Linked DNA regions of Mus musculus: region 1 is linked to region 2. Evidence: chromatin loops called from intact Hi-C (ENCODE). Cell type or tissue: left cerebral cortex. All regions are shown on one strand. Each heading gives the region's core, and the rest is flanking DNA. Links, peaks and the distances in the headings are about the cores only.

What was found. Peaks named below come from ENCODE experiments on the same cell type or tissue, not always from the same donor. Only the 100,000 strongest peaks of a DNase experiment are listed, where the experiment ranks them.
Region 1: it touches region 2 in a loop (2.9-fold over the local background); 34 of 42 quality-filtered maps call a loop at or near these places.

What each region holds. Positions count from the first base shown.
Region 1 is chr17:55,876,786-55,879,599 of GRCm38, forward strand. Zfp119a (zinc finger protein 119a) reads right to left here and starts at 2,168. Exons shown (of 4, transcript NM_144546.6): 1 at 2,075-2,168. The coding sequence starts at 2,077. In left cerebral cortex, for the core only: no CTCF peak of the experiment used is centred there; DNase peaks (open chromatin) are centred at 1,686 and 2,260; H3K4me3 peaks cover 1,475 bases; H3K27ac peaks cover 1,201 bases.
Region 2 is chr17:55,711,144-55,713,957 of GRCm38, forward strand. It overlaps Pot1b (protection of telomeres 1B), which reads right to left and starts at 1,493. Exons shown (of 17, transcript NM_028370.2): 1 at 1,397-1,493. In left cerebral cortex, for the core only: a CTCF peak has its summit at 1,398; a DNase peak (open chromatin) is centred at 1,510; H3K4me3 peaks cover 1,143 bases; H3K27ac peaks cover 238 bases.

The DNA of each region.
Region 1 (2,814 bases), core at 194-2,693, 170 kb after region 2:
CCTTTGTCAATGCATTTAATATAAATCTCTTTACCTTAGCCTCAGGCAGACTCTTGAGACAAGGGCAAAAAAGAAGTCATATTCTTCACCAAAATATCACAAGAGCAAATTCTAGATAACATAGGAAAGTTCTTTCCCTTTGAAAGCTCTTGAGACAGGCAGGCCACCAGAATTCAATTCACCCTCAGCACTGATGTCGTCCATATTTCTGCTAGGATGGCCCATTAAGCTCCACTTAAAGTACTCCGCAGGTTTACAAACCCAAAGATCCAAAATTTGAATTCATCCAAACAAAAGTATGGTTAGGCCTATCACAGCAATACCCTAGTCCCTGGTACCAACTTCTCTCTTAATCAGGGTCTTGTTGCTGTGAAGAGACACCATAACCAAAGCAATTTGTATAAAATGAAACATTTAACTGGGGCTGACTTACAGTTTCAGAGATCCAGTCCATTATCATCATGGCAGAAAGCATGGCAGCCTGCAGGCAGACAGGGCGCTAGAGGAGCTGAGAGTTCTAAACCTTGATCCAATTGCAACCAGGAGACTTTCTTCCACAGGCAGCTAAGAAAAGGCTCTCTACACTGGGTGAAGCTTGAGCTGTAGCAGACCGTAAAGCCTACCCTCTTAGTCACACTCTTCCTCTAACAAGGCCACACCTCTTCCGATGAGGCTCTAACCTCCTAATAGTGCCACTTCCCACGGGCCAAGCATATTCAAACCATCACAGGCTCCTAGTCTAGCAATAATTCAAAATGTAATTATTCTCATTTCAAAGATCTCCATATTATATCACAGTCCCAACACTGTTTAAATGTCTAAAGTTTCGTCGAATACTAAGGGCAATCTCTTGACTTTGACATCATATAAACTCAAAATATACAAATTCTATAAATCAAAATAAACAAAAAGTATAACTTCTCAACATGCATGGGCTCAGAATACACTTTTCCTTTACAAAGAAGGAAAGATTGGACCAAGGCAACCCTGTGGGGCATAAATCAAATCATATAGGCAATGAGAATAAGAGCATTTTTGTGACATCTGAACAGAAAGAGAGAGCAAGATTAGAAGGAGAATACAGAGTGGAACAACTTAGAAACCATAGATAACATAAAAAAAAAAAAAAACAACTATGAGAGCAATGTACAGAATGCAGAGGGAAGAGAAAAAAAAAAGAGCTGCAGAGAGCAGAAGGAGCAGGCAGACTTCTCCTTACTATGGGACAGAACAGGTCTTTTCTAACTAACAAGGAAGGTTTGGTCTTAGTAAATAAAGAGAACAAAGCTTTACTCCTCTACACTAACTCCTCTAGAGGGGTTACAGGCTTCCTTAAAATAACCTTCCCTAACTTGTCTAAGAAGAAATTAAACAATTGGAGGCCTGCAAACTCAGGTTTAAGTGTGTATCTTTTCTCTGATTGCTCGCTATTATCCCTTGTTTCCCTCCCCACCCAGTTCTCTCAGAGAACCGGGAAAACCTGCCTGCACAGTACTTCCTGGGAAAGAATAGAGATCAACAGAACATGAGAGAAAATTTAGAAAGAAAAGAAAAAAAAACACACAACTAAAATAGAGTAAATGTTGATGAAAGAGGCCAGGAAACCCAGTGAGCCTGGCCTTACTAACACACGTTACTGGACGGTCAAGGCATCTACAAGTCTGTGTCGATGGCAAACACTTTGCATCTGCACAGAATTAACTGCGGACGGATCATACATCAGAACCTCAGGTGCCAAGTGCAGAACTTGTAGAAGACACCGGAGAAACTAGGGTTCTCCATGTCAGCACATCTGCCTTCCCTGGACACAGGAAAAGCAGCTGAGGCGCTCACTGCATGGTGACGTCAGCAACAAGGATGTTTTCACTCCAGGACCCGCGCCCCACACTCTGCGCAGGCGCAGCCCGGGATCGAAGTCAGACGTCCGGCTTCCGCTCCGGAGGTGCAGGGACCTCAGGTGAACAAACGCAATCACGCCGGGCGGCGAGTCTGACCGCCGGTTCCCGCACCCCGGGAGGAACCCCACACAGTCTCCCAAGGCTCCTCCCCGCGTGGGGACGGCGGCCCCGCTCACCATGGCGTGGAGACCGAGCTCGCCCCGCTCTCCTCACAGCTCCCGGCAGCGGGTGGCAGACCAGGACACGGAACCACAAGAGCCTCCCTCAGACCCGAGCCCGAACCTTTAGTATTAGGGAACGGAAGTGCTCTCCCCATTCTGGCTAGCGGATCCATGCGGCCGTGATTGGCTAGTAAGGAATGAGTGACAGCTCCCCTAGTCACCGAGGGCTGTGAAGTATCACAGCACAGTGGTTCCCAGTCCTGGTGTCCGCTCAGGCACAGAACTGTCTCAGACGCGGAGAGACAGGCATTGCCATAGAACTTGCGCCTGTTAGCGTACAGGCAGGTCCACAAGCCTACTCTCGGGGACCTAGCAGAGACTTCTGTCATCAGATGCCATCACCTGCCGATGCCATCAGGCGCGCCCGGTCTGTTTCAGGATGAATGTATCCACCCACCAGCCACCGGAGCTCTCTCCCTACTCGGCAGGCCGTCTCTCTGTTCCCGGTGTGCGCTCCTTTCTCTCTCTGCCTGTCATATGCCCACTTCTCTGCCTCTGTCCCTTCGCCAGGACCTCAGTCCCCCAACCCCCACCCCCCAATAAAGCTTTTTTACACCAGATGCATGGCGTAATTTCTCAGGACACACTTCAGCTCGATCTGCCAAAGCTACTTCACCTCACTCCATTATGTTTCCTAACAGCAGGACTGCACAGTCGTCCCTGCTCTGCTGCACTCAGGAGGCTCCTTAATCTAG
Region 2 (2,814 bases), core at 138-2,637:
TGCTACAGCCTCATCCTGCATAAAGCCCACTGCATACACACAACACACAACACACACACACACACACACACACACACACACAAACAGAACCTCTCTCTGTGCAAGCCTGTGCTGCTAATATCTATGGCTGAGGATTACAGCAATCTTCAGCAAGCATGCTCACTTGCCTTTAAAAACTTGCACTGGCACAGTACTCCTAATATACTCATACTGAACTATGGGATGTGTCAGGCAGTCAGGATATTCGATTCCCTTTCTTAATCTTTAGAGAACCTTTCTCTGAATTTCACTTGGACCATACTTTTAGGAATTCAATATAGCATGTTCTAATAAATATTAAGTCATCTGGGGAAAATCTGAGGAAAAAAATATGTAAGATTCATAACTTAAGTCTTATTGAAGATACAGAAAGTGAAGTTCATTAATTTCCCAAAGTGTTTTTTCTCAACCCGGTAATACAATCTCTCAGCAAAATAAAATGTTGTTTTAGAAACCAATTACAATTTAAGAAAGAAAAAATTCTTAATGTGAAATGAAAAACTCATAAACTAGGACAATGAGGGCAAGTCAATACAAAACAAAAAGTTCAGTTTAGTCTCTGCCCCACTGTCAACTTCGGAAAATAATTACCTAGTCAAAAGTACAGGCATGATAGTGTTTTATAACAGTTCCTTTCAACTTCTCTTTTGGCTTTCATATTAAAACTTTCTGTCTCACACACACCATGGACTCTTGGTAAACAACCATATGGGTATTTCTTAAACAACAGATTAAAACTCATATGAACCTCATACTAATAAAGTCACTATCCACTTTTCAAAGAAAAAAAACAGATTAAAAGTAGATCCTACATTAATACTCTTCAATATTACTAAAGAAAGCAAAAAACAAAAAAAAAAAAAACTGAAAACAAATTATACTTTGGCAAAACGATGCTTTTTGTGTCCTCAGCAGGAAGTATCAGCTTGAATCAAAATACTTTTAAAAGCCAGTTTTCCGACCTGTTGCACGGCATAGTAGTAGCCCGTTCCTTTAATCCTAGCGCTCTCTCTGTTCACTGTGCACCAGGTTCATGCTTTTCTTCTGACACTTGTCACCTGGGCAAGTACCTGAAGCCTCTGAGGCTCCCAATAACACACACACACACACACACACACAGCGGGTTATCGCTGCCGCCAACGCATAGCGCACACACACAGACACACACACACACCCCTGAAGCTTGAGGTCTCCCTGAGAGAGAGGATGCCGAACACAGCGGGTTATCGCTGCCGCCAACGCATAGCGCACTTTCTCTACAACTACCCCAAATGTGGTTGCAAACGACCCCTCATATCATCCAGGGCCCGACCTCCAGCGATTACACCAAGAACTCCAACACCCTAGCGTTCAGTACCTCACAGAACACCGAGGATCCCGGCAACTTTTTCAACCTGCAGAGACGCGACTTCGACTTCCGGAGCCGTGGGACACACGCATGCGCACTCCAACCATTCCGCCCGCTTTTTGCTCGTGCTTCCCATAACAAAAGCGAAAGGCAGGCGGGGCCTCGGCCAAGCTCCTCCCAGTTGGTCCCTGCAGAGTAGGAAGCCTGCTGCTCCTCTTTCCACGCCCCTAATGGATTTTTCTGGGGACTAGCGGGGGGGGGGGGGGGGGGGGGAGAACACACTGTTCAAAGGATAGTAACTGGCTTGAAAGAGTCCTAAATCCTGTAGCCAATTGGAACCCTATTCCGAGTGAGACTCCAAATTCTATTTTGTTGAATAAATGGATCAGAGGCAAAACCCTTTGTTAATCTAAGTTAAGCACCCAAATGCACTTTTACACGATGTAAATAGACGAAGATAACAATGTTGTTTTGTTGTTTTTTTAATCGCAATTTAGGGCTATTATGCTATTGCCAGGCAAGTTGAAAAATACCAACAATCCTTTGTTAGTCTGAAGATTTATCGTTCTTTACTATATTTTTGAGTGATGAAAAATTGTCATGAGTTTAGAAACTTTGTAATGATTAATTTCAGAATATAGAAAGCTGAACAAGAGTATGTAGGCTTATATCGAGTGTAAAAAAATTAATTAAAAATTAAATTTTAAAAAGTGTGTAGGCTTTAAAAGTTTATCACGATTATTTGGAGTTATTTGGGAACCCTTTGTATCGGGTTAAAAGGCATTTTTAAACACAGAATAACTTTTTTATCTTTCACAAAATGTTCCACTATTAGTTTAAATTGAGTCTACATCTATTCATTTTACCCACCCACTTTTTTCAGGAAGTGGGGAAAGTTTTGAAATTCCATTGATGAAAATGAAGGTCTTTTGTTCATTCTTTTAAACTACATGCAACATTAATGGCACTGCCTATGTTAATTGTAACTGTTAATCTTTCTCCCTTAAGTTCATCAAAGTTCATCAAAGACTGAGTGCATTGACAAAAATGATGGGATTGTATGCATTTATGGTAGGATGGAAATGATCTCCATTGTTCTATCAATAGAAAAAAATCAGTTAAAGGTATCTTTCCCATGACTGAGAAGAATATTTCCATGTACGTGATTTCCATGTAATTGAGTTAAAGAAATTCAGTGTGATTGGGGCACATTCCACCTATAACATGAAGTCAGAATTTGGCACAATGGAATCGAATATGTGAAGAAAACCAAATAAATTGGCATTGCTACTTACGTTCCCATTAAAATGATATAAATGGGACGAATTTTGAAGTGAGTATATTAGACTAAAAGGAGACTTAAAATCAAAATGTACTTCTTTAGTTTGTTATTTATGTCTGCTTATCTATGCTAGTGTCATCCATAT